Regions from separate parts of the Homo sapiens genome. Here region 2 is linked to region 1. Evidence: chromatin contacts called from ENCODE Hi-C or POLR2A ChIA-PET data. All regions are on one chromosome and are shown on one strand. Each heading gives the region's core, a stretch centred on a gene start or an enhancer-like site at or near the end of the contact. The rest is flanking DNA. Distances are from core to core; before and after follow the strand shown. Region 1 holds the start of TCN1 (transcobalamin 1). Region 2 holds the start of OOSP4A (oocyte secreted protein family member 4A).

Evidence for each region. Hi-C counts contacts between places; a loop is a spot of excess contacts on that map. ChIA-PET counts read pairs that join two places held with the same protein, here RNA polymerase II (POLR2A).
Region 2: a map of Calu3 shows a loop between it and region 1 (2.7-fold over the local background). The contact joins the promoter of OOSP4A here to the promoter of TCN1 in region 1. A Hi-C loop is called at or near these places in 1 of 168 maps with a recorded cell type or tissue (Calu3). POLR2A ChIA-PET finds 5 or more read pairs at or near these places in 1 of 52 experiments (PC-9).

The regions. Positions count from the first base shown.
Region 1 is chr11:59,862,739-59,869,773 of GRCh38, reverse strand. TCN1 (transcobalamin 1) reads left to right here and starts at 3,287. Exons shown (of 9, transcript NM_001062.4): 1 at 3,287-3,382; 2 at 5,688-5,867. The coding sequence starts at 3,304.
Region 2 is chr11:59,959,775-59,966,809 of GRCh38, reverse strand. It overlaps OOSP4A (oocyte secreted protein family member 4A), which reads right to left and starts at 2,777. Exons shown (of 5, transcript NM_001395277.1): 1 at 2,711-2,777; 2 at 1,097-1,275. The coding sequence starts at 2,777. RefSeq lists an enhancer at 6,060-6,354.

The DNA of each region.
Region 1 (7,035 bases), core at 2,038-4,537:
ATCCAAGTTGCTGTGGAATATTTGAGAAAATATTTGCGAACCTATATCTGAAAATAGATTAATATCCAAAATATGTAAGAACCATGCAATTCAATAGCAAAATGAAAACAAAAACAAAACAAATAACCTGATTTTAAAATGGGCTAAGGACCTCAACATTTTCCAAAGAAGACATAAAAATGGCAAACAGGCATGAGAAAACATGCACAATATCACTAATCATCAGAGAAATTCAAATCAGAATAATCACATCACCTTATACCTGTTAGGGTGACTATTATCAAAAAGACAAAAGATAACAAAGTATGGATGAGGATGTAGAGAAAAGAGAATCCTTTGTGTTTGCAGAATGTAAATTTGCACAACCATTATGGAAGACAGTGTGGTGGTTCTTCAAAAAATTATAAATGGAACTGCAATATGATCCAACAATCTTAATTCTGGGTACATATCCAAAGGAAGCAAAAGCAGTGTTTCAAAGAAATATATGTACTCCCGAATGGGCACGGTGGCTCACGCCTGTAATCGCAGCACTTTGGGAGGCTGAGGTGGGTGGATCACCTGAGGTCAGGAGTTTAAGACCAGCCTGATCAACATGTTGAAACCCTGTCTCTACTAAAAAAAAATAGAAAAGTTAGCCGGTGTGGTGGCAGATACCTGTAATCCCAGCTACTCTGGAGGCTGAGGCAGGAAAATCACTTGGACCCGGGAGGTGGAGTTTCCAGTGAGCTGAGATTGCACCATTGCACTCCAGCTTGGGCGACAAGAGAGAAACTCTGTCTCAAAAACAAACAAACAAACAAACAAACAAACAAAAATATATATTATATAAAATATGTACTCCCATGTTCATTGCAGCATTATTCACAATATCAAAGACATAGAAACAACCTACATATCTGTTGATGGATGAAGGGATAAAAATTGTGATTTATATACACACACACATATATGTGTGTGTGTGTATATATATATTTATATTTATATAATAGAATAGTATTCAGCCATAAAAAAGAAGGAAATAGTGCCCTTTGAGACAGCATGGATGAACCTGAAGAATATCATGCTAAATGAAATAAGTCACAGACAAATACTATGATCTCATTTATATGTAGATTCTAAAAATTATCAAATACATGGAAACAGAGAGTAGAATGGTGGTTTCCACATAAGTTTTATATAAATATGTGAGAGAGAGAAAGAGATTTATTCCAAGGAGTTGATTCATGCCCTTATGGAGGCTAAGAAGTCCCACAGTCTACTGTCTGCATGCAGTAAAAGTCAGTGGAGTGATTCAGGCCAAACTGAAAGCCCAAGAACCAGGGGAGCCGATGGTGTAAATCTCAGTTTGAGGGCTGGAGAAGATAAGATGTCCTAGCTCAAACAGGCTGGCAGGAAGCAAAAAAAGGGTGAATTCCCCCTTCCTTCACCATTTTATTCTATTCAGGGTCTCAATAGATTGATTGATGCACACCTACATTGGAGACGGCATTCTACTTTCCAGAGTCCACCAATTAAAATGCTAATCCTATCTGGAAACACCCTCACAGATACATCGAGAAATAGTGTTTAATCTGGGCACTCAGGTGCCAGTCAAGTTGACACAGAAAATTAACCATCACAGAGGTACAATGCAAATAGTGGCTCATTAAGTCATGACATCCTTAGCTAGGCTGACAGTATTCTCTAATAGTTCTCAGAAGAACTGTGATAGGCAACACTTCTCACATGTAGCAACTGCCCTGGCAGGGCAGAAATTCACATTTGATGTATAGCTCTCTGGTTTTCCTCCTTGGTTAGGAAACTCTCATGGAATCTATCTTAGGAGAAAAATCATAGTTTGGAAACCACTATGCCAAAGATCCCCTCATGTGCTGGGTTCTCCAATACTGCCTGCTTCAATTTCAGACTTACAACTTTTACTTCCGTTTTTAAATTTTTTTATTTCAATTTTTGTAGGTACATAGTAGGTGTATATATTTATGGGGCTCATGAAATGTTTTGATACAGGCATGCAATGCGTAATAATCACATCATAGAGAAGGGGGTATTCATCCTGTCAAGCATTTATCCTTTACGTTACAAACAATCCAGTTATACTATTAGTTATTTAAAATGTACAATTAAATTATTATTGACTATAGTCACCCTGTTATGCTACCAATAGTAGGTCTTATTCATTCTTTCCAATATTTTGTACCCATTAACCCTCCGCATCTCCTTCCCACCACTAGCCTTCCCAGCCCCCAGTAACCATCTTTTCATTCTCTATCTCTATGAATTCAATTGTTTTGATTTTTAGATCCCACAAATAAGTGAGAACATGCAATGTATGTCTTTCTGTGCCTGGCTTATTTCACTTAACATAATTATCTCCAGTTCCATCCATTTTGTCACAACTGACAGGATTTCATTCTTTTATATGGCTGAATAGTACTCCATTGTGTATATGTACATTTGCTGTGTTCATTTATCTGTTGATAGACACTTAGCTTGCTTCCAAATCTTGGTTATTGTAAACAGTGCTGCAACAAACATGGGAGTGCAGATATCTCTTCAATATACTGGTCTTCTTTCTTTTGGGTATATAGCCAGCAGTGGGATTGCTGGATCATATGGTAGCTCTATGTTTAGTTTTTTGAGGAAGCTCCAAACTGTTCTCCATAGTGATTGTACTAATTTACATTCCCACCAACAGTGTACAAGGCTTCCCTTTTCTCTACATCCGTGCCAGCATTTGTTATTGCCTGTGTTTTGAATAAAGCCATTTTTAGCTGAGATGAGAGGATATCTCATTGTAGCTTTGATTTCCATTTATCTGATGATCAATGATGTTAAGCACCTTTTCAAGCACTTTTTCATATGCCTGCTTCCCATTTGGATGTCTTCTTTTACTTCCATTTTTATATGTTGTATGTGTTTGCATGATCAAATCTACTTTATCAGGAAACATAAAACATAAAGTGAAACGGAAAAAAAAGGAAAGATTATAGGAAACAGTCATTTGCCTAATATATCTTCACTGCACGGAAGGCAAATAATAGATATGAAACCCGAAGGTTTAGGACAGGAGACAAAGGAAAGTTATTGCCTTATTCTCCCTAACCACATCCTTCAAGTCTTCTTCCTTATTTATTACATCACATGGACAAATACACTTGACCACACCTCCTGACATTGCTCAATATTTGCTTGAGTGAAAAGAGGCTGAGGCAACCTGAAGGAGGAGCTCTCATTACCTTCTGCCCATCACTTAATAAATAGCCAGCCAATTCATCAACATTCTGGTACACTGTTGGAGAGATGAGACAGTCACACCAGCTGCCCCTAGTGGGGCTCTTACTGTTTTCTTTTATTCCAAGCCAACTATGCGAGATTTGTGGTGAGTAAACTTTGAGCTAAAATTACTCTAGAGTGATAGTCTACTGAAAACTGTTGACAAGAGACTCTATGTAGAGTTACCTGAGAAAAGATCCCATTCCAGTTTCGTATGTGGTTGGACTCCATGAATGATGAAAAGGGTGGCAGGAGATGGTGAGGAAAGTCTCACAATGCATGTTGTTGTAAGAGGAATTATAGATTGTGTATTCACTTGCCTAACTGCTCTTTCTATGCTCAGATCCTCTCTAGCACAGCATCCCTACCAAGTAACTCCCTATTCATGTGACTTTTCAATGACAGAAAATTTATGCTCCCAGAAACTTTTCTAGATCATGGAAAGTTATCTTTTGGTCTTGATATGCAATCTTTTTTCCCTGAAATTCAATGCATGATTTTTGGGTTAACCCCTTGTAACTACATAGAAAAAAATAATAATCTCTTTCAAATAGTGATGACTGCTGTCTTGTCATGAGTGAGTTTAGATGTTCCAAGTTGCATGTCCACCTTCCTTCAACTCTTTCCCAGGACACATGGGATAAAGTTCCATCATCTCTTGCATGGGTGTTGACCCCAGAGATTGTGTGGTTCTGTAAAAGAACTTTAAAGTAAGAGAAGGGAAAACTAAATTCAGGTTTAGTTTGATCCCTTAGTTATTGAATGACCCAACATTTCTGAATTTCTTTAGCTTCATTCATAAATAAAGGATAATGAGGGGAGACTATTGAAGCAAATTATCTCATGAAGTCTGGTGCAGTTCTCAAGTGCATGAATTCTCTTTTGTGAGACTTTACTCTGAAATTGAGCTTCAAACCAGTCCAAAGATTACTAGGTGGTACTATCTGTGCTCTCTAACCAGTAAGAAGAGAACACCACAGAAGACAGGCTTGTATACATACAGGCTAAAGCATAGACTCTTCTGACTCTGATTTTTCTTCTTGGCTTGACATTTCCCCTGTTGGATCCTAAGAATAGGGAATGGCTATGTAGGTTTTAGCTTTCAATTCATTTTAAATAATAATGATAATAATTAAATTTATCTTTGAGACTCAAGGAAGCTGATTTGAGTTGTTGATCAGGAACTAAAAAGTCTGTTTCAGGGCCAGAAAATCTGCTGAGCTGGATGGTTCCACAAAATCTCAGAGAACTGACTCACAATTGTTCCATTGTGTCTGCAACAAACCATGACCTTTCTACAATCACTCTATTCAGATCTTCTTGACTCATTCTTTTAAAGTAAAGAAAACTGGGCAAGAGAAATTACATTTCCTTGATTCTCAAGTATAGTGATAAAAACTCCAGTTGAGCTGGAAATAATAGTATGTGCAGCATTTTACAGTTTATTCGGTGGTTTCTTGTCCAATATCTGTAAGGTAAGTGTTAACAGCCACAATTTTTAAATGAGAAAACTAAGAGTAAAACAAGTTACATAAGTTATTATCCACAGTCATAAGTTAAGGAGCACAAAATGTGGCCAAAATCTGAATCCAAACCTCATGTTCTTCTCACTCTCCCACTAATCCATTAGATAATCTGGAGATATGTAGGATTTGGGGCTACTCCTCAAGATTATGGAAAAATACATTGACAAAGTGTCCTGTGTTTAAATAAATAGTAAATCTTTTTATTCTCCTCTATTTCCTTGGGAGCTATGGATTTTCCTACTTCCACAGTATAATGTGACTTCCCTCCATCTCTGGAATTGGGGCATATTGTAGGCTAAAACTGGAGAGTTTTTTACAGGCTGCATAATGCTAAATAATGATCTCGATGCCCAGCCAGCTGGGTAATCAGACAATGAAGTTTTGGGGTCAATCACCAGTATAACACAGAATTATTACCTGCATTTTCTCAACATTAACCCAGTTGATTTAGAAGATGGAGAAGGAAAGAACTGAATCCAGGAAGTAGAAAGTCCTGCTTACTGAGAGTCAGAAGACATGTAGTCTAGTTTCAGCTCAGCCTCCAATTATGGAAGTTTCTTTAAGGACAATCTATCTAAGCTTCATATACAAAATTAGGGAATGATGCTAGATTTCCCAGGCAGGAGTCTGCCAGTACACAATGATAAGTCTGCACCAGTTGTTAAAATATTAAAACATTTTCATGTTGGTTGTTAAAGGAGTAATGTCTGGCATGGGGGTGGGTTCAAGACCCACCTTTGTATTATTCCACCAACACAGTCTGCAGCCACTGGATTGGTCTAGGTCTGTGCCATATCTGTTACTAAATATTTTTATATAACCCCTGCTGCAAGTCTTACTATTTTCTGAGTATGTGTTTCTTATTTCCTTCCTTCTCTGCCACAGAGGTAAGTGAAGAAAACTACATCCGCCTAAAACCTCTGTTGAATACAATGATCCAGTCAAACTATAACAGGGGAACCAGCGCTGTCAATGTTGTGTTGTCCCTCAAACTTGTTGGAATCCAGATCCAAACCCTGATGCAAAAGATGATCCAACAAATCAAATACAATGTGAAAAGCAGATGTAAGTTGCTGTATATTCTGGAAGATTTAGAAAAAAATCTACCTATTTAAAGATTATCTGCAACTAATCCTAAAAAATTATGCATCCAAAGTATCCCTGCTACATCCCTTCTAATGGTACCAAACTTGAGGTAACAGAAACATGCCCAAAATACAATCCCATGCCATTCACCCTAGAGCTAGGTCTTGCTTCTTTTGGTCTTAAAAACCACTTTTCTTCAAGAAGCCACAAACAAAAGCTATGGATTTTTATCCATTAATGCTGTTATATAAGCTAGCTTAGTTCACAACCACATGGGAATACAGATCATAACTAAGAAAGCTGGTGATGGAAAGGCAACCATGGAACAACCCAGATTTGAACTAGGTATGGGTGGGCCTTGAACCAGTCATGTTAATACTGAGCCTCAGTTTTCTAATTAGTATAAGGGGAAAAGAAGCCACTCTTACCTACCTCATAATATTATTATAAGAATTATGAGAATCCTGAGAGTTTGGATACTCTAAAAGGCAGAACATTAAAAATCAAGAATTACTATCCTAGCAAGCTGGTACCACAAAGAAAAAAAAACCCAAGATCTTGTTGTTTATCTATTTTTCCTCTTTTTCACTTTCATAAGGATTGTATGATTCCAAAACGATTCTGTGATTTTTATGGAAAAGACAAAGATTTAGTTTGCATTTATACAGTACTGCTCTAAAAGGCTCTGCTTTGAGGATAAAGAAGAGAGGAATCAAATATTCATACAGGAATGCATCACATAATGATGAATATATATGACGGTGGTCCCACAAGATTTTAATAGTGTATTTTTATTGTACCTTTTCTGTGCTTGGATATGTTTAGATACACAAATACTATTGGGCTACAATTGCCTATAGTATTCAGGACAGTAACATGCTATACTGGTTTTTAGCCTGAGAGCAACAAGCTGTACCCTATAGCCTAGGTGTGTAGTCAACTATACCATCTAGGTTGTGTAAGTACACTCTGTGATGTTTGCACAATGACAAAATCGCTTAACAACCAGTTTCTCAGAATTTATCCCTATCATTAAGCGACACAAGACTGTATAGAGCGCAACAGAAGAAAAAAGTGATAGGCAATATAAGTCTCAAGGAAATCAGGAGGCCCAAAAAATCACAAGCCTGTACCTTATTAAGCTTGA
Region 2 (7,035 bases), core at 1,528-4,027, 98 kb before region 1:
TTTTGATCACCACATTTGTTTAACAGTCAAGGTCTGGGCCAGGCACGTTGGCTCACACCTGTAATCCCAGCGCTTTGGAAGGCAGAGGTGGGCAGATCACTAGGTCAAGAGATTGAGACCATCCTGACCAACAAGGTGAAACCCCATCTCTACTAAAAATACAAAAATTAGTTAGGTGTGGTGGTGCATGCCTGTAGTCCCAGCTACTTGGAAGGCTGAGGCAGGAGAATTGCTTGAACACGGGAGGTGGAGGTTGCAGTGAGCCGAGATTGTGCCGCTGCACTCCAGCCTGGTGACAGAGCAAGACTCCATTGCAAAAAGCAAAAAAAAAAAAAGAGTCAGAGTCTGATTTAGGCAGACCTAAATTATTCAGTGTGAATTTTGACTAGATATTTGACAACTTTAGAAAAGCAGTTGAGTCAGCCTCATGCTAAATTGAGTACTTGCCAAATACTAGACTTTTTTTTTTTGAGACTAGAGATACAGCAGCAAACAAATGATAAAGTCATGTACTTGGATCCAAAAATAGAATCAGTTCACCTAAATAATCTTTACTAGAAATAGATGTGATACCAAAAATGAAAAACTAGGCTATAATTACAAAACATAGCAACAATTTAACATAAAGCAAAAAAAAAAAAAGTTTTCTGGTGACTGGAAAGATTGATTTCTCTCTTATTAATACAGGAACTATATAAACTGATATACCCCATTTTCATCAAAATTTTAGGTCAACAACAAGAGTTGGGTATTTGTGGTACTGTTTCAAAACGAAATGTTTCTCTCAAACTAGATTTAACCAGAATATTTTAAAAAACAACAACAACAACAAAAAAAACACTATCACAGGCAAAAGAGATATGTTGCCAAAAAAATATTTTAAAGTAGGAACACACAGTTTTTGGAATCCCAAATCCTATTTGTCTTTCCTACAGATAGAAGCAACATCCAAAAATGTTGAAGAGAATAATCAATACTACATGAACTATTAAATTAACTGACAATTAAAATGTGAATACTGCAGTTTTAGTCATTGGTTTGTGGACCCAAAACAGTCAAAAGATATATTATTGGTTGAAATAATAACTGCTCTTACGCTCACTCTGATGCCACAAAAAGTTAGAAGATACAGGAACCCAAAGAAATCCACCTCGACCATGTTTACAGGACAGCCAATTCCTAGAGAGAGTTCGTTTTGCAAAGGTTGCAGGTCATTTAACAGCGGCGTTCGTCTAAGTTTGACCTGGAGCCAGGATTCAGAACAGGTTATAGACACTGTTGAAAGAAAATTTAAAAAGGGAAAACATCAAATAGTACGTCTGCCCCCAAACAAAGAACTCAGGAAACTTTCAACCTCTTGAGCTGAATCCCCAACTGTAGAGTGAAAATGTTTTGCTCCTATTTGTATATTTTTCCACTGGGAGATCTTGGGTCAATTAATCTCTATGTGTCTCAGTTTTTTCATCAGAATGTGGAAAAACCGTAGAAGTACTTCTTCAGAATTTTTTCTTAATTATACTTTAAGTTTTAGGGTACATGTGCACAACGTGCAGGTTAGTTACATATGTATACATGTGCCATGTTGGTGTGCTGCACCCATTAACTCGTCATTTAACATTAGGTATATCTCCTAATGCTATCCCTCCCCCCTCCCCCCTCCCCCACCCCACAACAGGCCCCGGTGTGTGATGTTCCCCTTCCTGTCTCCATGTGTTCTCATTGTTCAATTCCCACCTATGAGTGAGAACATGCAGTGTTTGGATTTTTGTCCTTGCGATAGTTGAGAATTTCTAAGCTAAATAAGTCAAATATCGCAACATGCACACTTTGTTTTTAGGGATTGTTCAAATTTTACTAACAGGTCTCAGGAATACATGTTTGAAATATATCTAGGTGTAAGTGATATCTATCTGAAATGGAGAAACAAGAAAAAGCTTTACATTTGGCTGCACACAATAGAAAAATATATCACGTGCTTCCACTTAAAATTTTATTTTGCATCAAAATATCTGAGCCAATAAATATTAATTAGTATGTGACACTAAGGATTCAGAAACAAAATAATACTGCAGTTACTCCGATGATAATTTTGATTGCCAACTATGTTAAATTTTGGTTTGAGGTCTTACTTCATTTTCAGTACATTTCTATGGTCAATTTTATTATTATCCCATATTTACACATGGATAAATTTAAGGTCATGTAACTATTAAGTGGCAGATCAGGATTAAAATCTATGCCAAATCTATTCAGAGCCTCAACTCTGAAAAGAATCATATACAATTGAATACAGCTGACTACTCTCTGTCCAAACTTCATACCCCACGGCCAGAAATGTAGACCTAGGTAACCTCCTCTCTTAGGCACTGGGCAGTCTCTCCTGATTTTGCCAGTCACTGTAAGTATTTCACATTCAGCAAAGTAACAAGCTAGTCTCCAGCAGAGAAAGAACCTGGAAATATTTTGCATGTAAAAAAAAATAAAAAACAACAGCACCTTGAGATCAGCTTAGAGGAAAAATTCAAGAGGAAGTACAGGGGTAAAGATAAAACTAGTCTGGCTGTAACTTTGCGATCATTAGTTATTAGCAGTTGATCACTAGGTTATAAAAAAAACAAACTCCCAAAGTCAACAATATGTTAAAAAAAAAAAAAAAAAAAAGCCCTGCTGATTGAAATTGCCACCTCCAAAAATTCCCTCTTTTTCTTACAATCTTGGAGACCATGAATCAACTCGAAAAGCATGAGGAGCTTTCCCAACACACAAGAGATCTTCATTGCTTCAGATTCCAGCCCAAGGTATCACAGGAAACAGAAAACCTAGGGAAGTGGGCCTCCACAGGTGTTTATAAACCTCTTGCCTCCTCAGCTGTGGGTGATGGTTTATCATTCTGGAAAGCACTGAGAACCCCTTAGCATAGTTTTGGCTTTTTGTCCTCACAGCTGAAGTTATTAAGTTGGCGCAAAAGTAATTGCGGTTTTTGCCATTGAAAGGTAAATCAGAAACTCAGGAAAGAACACATGGAAAGTGGTTCTAGGCTGCATCTCCTACCACCATGTCTTTTTTCTCAAGCATGTGGATGTGTCTGAAATTGTGTCTGACATAATATTTGATATGTGTCTATTGAATTGTTAAAGTAGGGCTTTGCAAGATGATTTGAGAAATTCAAGTGGTGATACAGAAGAATTATTTATGAATTGATTAACAATATTGCAATATTGCATATTATATTCACTCTGGGTTCTTGTGAAAAAAGAAAAATAAAAAAGCTTTTGCTCTACCTCCCAACCAATGATTCAGATCCAGTAAACCTGGGACGAGATGCGCTCACTAATCGGTGCTTGTAATCAGCTTCAGGAGGTTTTGATTCAGGTAAACAAATCCACACACCTGTGGTCTAAGCTTTGGCAAAACAATGCTTTCTGGTTTAATTTTGCTTTCCCTACAAGCATTTTATTATGAATGTGCACATATCTAGAGATCTAAAGAAATATTCTCTAAGGGCATTTTTGGACAATTAAATCTAGTAATGAAAAATTGTAAGAAAAAGGGATAATAGATAAGAATAACAGCATCACTTGGTTATACCTTTTGGCAGAAACCAACCTCCAAAAAACTTCCTCTCAAAAAGTAAAAGTAAAAGCCTAATAAATTATTTTTAGAAATTGTGTAGCATATCACATAGATTGCCTCAGCTTCTAAGTACAAAATAATTGTTTTTAGCTATATGAATCTCCAGGATTATGAACTGATGTAACAACGAGGAAGCAAAAAGTAACATCTGTGAACATCAGAAATCTCAAAGTCCTTTCTACTAAACGTTTTTATTATAGTGCATGTTCTTTAAAATTAGTAGGATTTTATGTTAAGGTATCTATCACTTAAATTATATTTGGGAATGAGAACCTTACAGTAGATTAAATTTATGAAGAATATTTCAGTGGTTTTTATTTGAAAATACTTATCTGTTTTCTTATTTAAGAGGTGAATAAATACATTGTTATTTTAAATAGCTAACTACATAGAAGTACATAAAATAATACTGGAATTTCTAATTCCAATAGCTTACATGCTTTCCTCTGTTGAAATAACCACTAATTTTGTAAATGTTAAGTTCACATAAAATTAGCAATTTTGAAGTATATAATTCAGTGGCACTTGGCACATACACATGTGTGAAACCATCACCCCTATAGTTCCAAAATGTTTTCATCATCGCCCCAAAGGAAAACTTATACTTCTTAAGCAACCCTCCACTCCTCCTTTCTCCCAGCCCCTGGCAAGCACCAAGCTACTTTCTATCTCTTTGGATTTACCTATTCTGGACACTTTGTAAAACTTGAATCATACTCTTAACTTTAAAAATCATGCTATTTATTTATTTGTTTACAAATAAAAGAGGCTTTATTTCTTATAAAGGGTTACAGACTGCAAGATGGCCATCCTAACAGGCTGGGATGCATAGCCTCCAGCAAAGCCTGAAAGGCAGGCACATTGCAGGGAGGGAGGAGTGAGATGGGAATTTATGCTGAATGGGTTGGCCAAGCATATGTATTTAACAGGTTATAGGAGGAGCTATGAATATTCACTAACGTGGTTCTAACACATAAGTGCTGAATAAACATGCATGTTATATATGACCCATGTTCACTTTGCGGTGGAGACTTAACATTTAAATCTATTACAATTAGGCCCTGTACATCTAAAGGTCTTTCCAGGATACTAAGTTATACAAGTGTGCAACCTCTGTAAACTGGCCAGAACCAGTTCTTGCTCAGTTGTCTCTTATCAGGAGAAAGTTGCTGAAATGAGTCCCTTGTCCAGTCAAAGCTGTAGTTATGGCTTATGGCACAGGAGAGTCAGTTAGCCTCTGGCAGTGGACAAGCTGTCATTGTTTTAATATTGCTTATCTCAAGGCCAGTGCTTGTTTAGCTGCTGGAAAAGAAAAAGAAAAACCTTGTGGCAGTTAGAACAAAGTTCATTCTTTAAGTGTAGGGGTGTGTGACTTAACCATTATTTGGCATGGCCTTGGGTCCTGTTTATAAGTTGGTATGTTATTGCCACAAAGAGTTTGTTGTGTCAGCCTTATGATCTTTTTTTTTTCTTTTTTTTTGAGACGGAGTCTCACTCTGTTGCCCAGGCTGGAGTGCAGTGGCGCGATCTTGGCTCACTGCAACCTCCACCTCCCTGGTTCAAGCAATTCCCCTGCTTCAGCCTCCCGAGTAGCTGGGATTATAGGCACACACCACCATGCCCGGCTAATTTTTTTTTGTATTTTTAGTAGAGATGGGGTTTAACATGTTGGCCAGACAGGTCTCGAACTCCTGACCTCAACCAATCTGCCCGCCTCAGCCTCCCAAAATGCTGGGATTTATAGGCATGAGCTACTGCACCCAGCCTGATCTCTTTTTTAGCATTAATACTAGTCAGGTGTTGTGTCTAAACCACAGAAGGGAAGTGGTGTAACAAGGCATGTCCAACCCCCCACCCCATGACGTCTGGGAACATAGTTCTTAAGGTTTCTCTGGGGTCCTCTTGGCCAAGATGGGGGTTCATTCAATCAGTTGAAGGCCTAGAATTTTATTTTTAGTTCACATGGTACCATGAATCAGTACTTCATTTCTTTTTATGGCTGTATAGTATTCCGTTGTATAGGTATAGCACATTTTCTTTAGTCATTCATTCATTGATGAACTTTCGGGTTGTTTCCATCTTTGAGAATAATACTACTCTGAAAGCTCTTGTTCAACATTTGTTTGAATTCCTGTTTTCAATTATTTGGGGTATTTGACTCAGCTTTAATCGCCTCCTATTCACCGCCCTGCTGAGGGAGAGATTCCTATCCTAGGGCTATGGTTATACCCAAACACACAACACCTGACACTGAACAGATGCATCCAAAGCAATTTATTGCTGTGTACATTCACAGCCCTGCAGAGGAGAACACCACATAGCACATAGGTCCACGTGAGGACCGCACTTAGGAACAGAGGGAACAACCAGGGACTCTGGGACATAAGCTTTGTAATATCAAGAGGGTGAGGTGACCCCTAGATCCCACAGGAGCGTATGATTGGCTTGTTTGAATAATTCTGCAGGCTGCCAGGGAACTGAAACCCACTGTTGAGAGATAAGCAGGAACTGTATCTGGTCTCCTTGATAAGCAGAGCTGTTTAGTGGGGACCTTATCTTCAGGAGCAGAGGAGGGAGATAAATATGCAGTTATGCCTTTATAGCCCTTCCAGTTTCACCAGATGCCGAGATAGAACATGATACCAGGCTTTAACTATTAGTCCTTACATGACAACCTAGGAGTGAAACTGCCAAACTCCCCCACAGTGGCTGTATTATTTTACATTTCATTTGTTTTGTTTTGTGTGTTTTTTTTTATTTTTTTGAGATGGAGTCTAACGCTGTCGTCCAGGCTGGAGTGCAGTGGCCTGATCTCGACTCACTGCAACCTCCACCTCCTGAGTTCAAGTGATTCTCCTGCCTCAGCCTCCCAAATAGCTGGGACTACAGGCAAGGGCCACCATGCCCGGCTAACTTTTGTATTTTTTGTAGAGATGCGGTTTCACCATGTTGGCCAGGCTGGTCTCGAACTTCTGATCTCAGGTGATCTGCCCACCTCAGCCTCCAAAAGTGTTGGGATTACGGGCATGAGCCACTGCACCTGGCCTTTTGTGTATTTTTTAACTTTTAAGTTCAGGGGTACAAGTGCAGGTTTGTTACATAGGTAAACTTGTGTCATGGGGGTTTGTTGTTCTGATTATTTCATCACCCAAGCATTAAGCCTAGTACCCACTGGTTATTTTTCCTGACCCTCTTCCTCTTCCCACCCTCCACCCTCCAAAAGGCCCCAGTGTGTGTTGTTTCCCTGTATGTGTTCATGTGTTTTCATCATTTAGCTCCCACTTATAAGTGATAACATGTGGTATTTGGTTTTTTTTTTTCTGCATTCATTTGCTAAGGATAATGGCCTCCAGCTCCATCCATGTCCATGCAAAGGACATGATCTTGTTCTTTTTTATGACT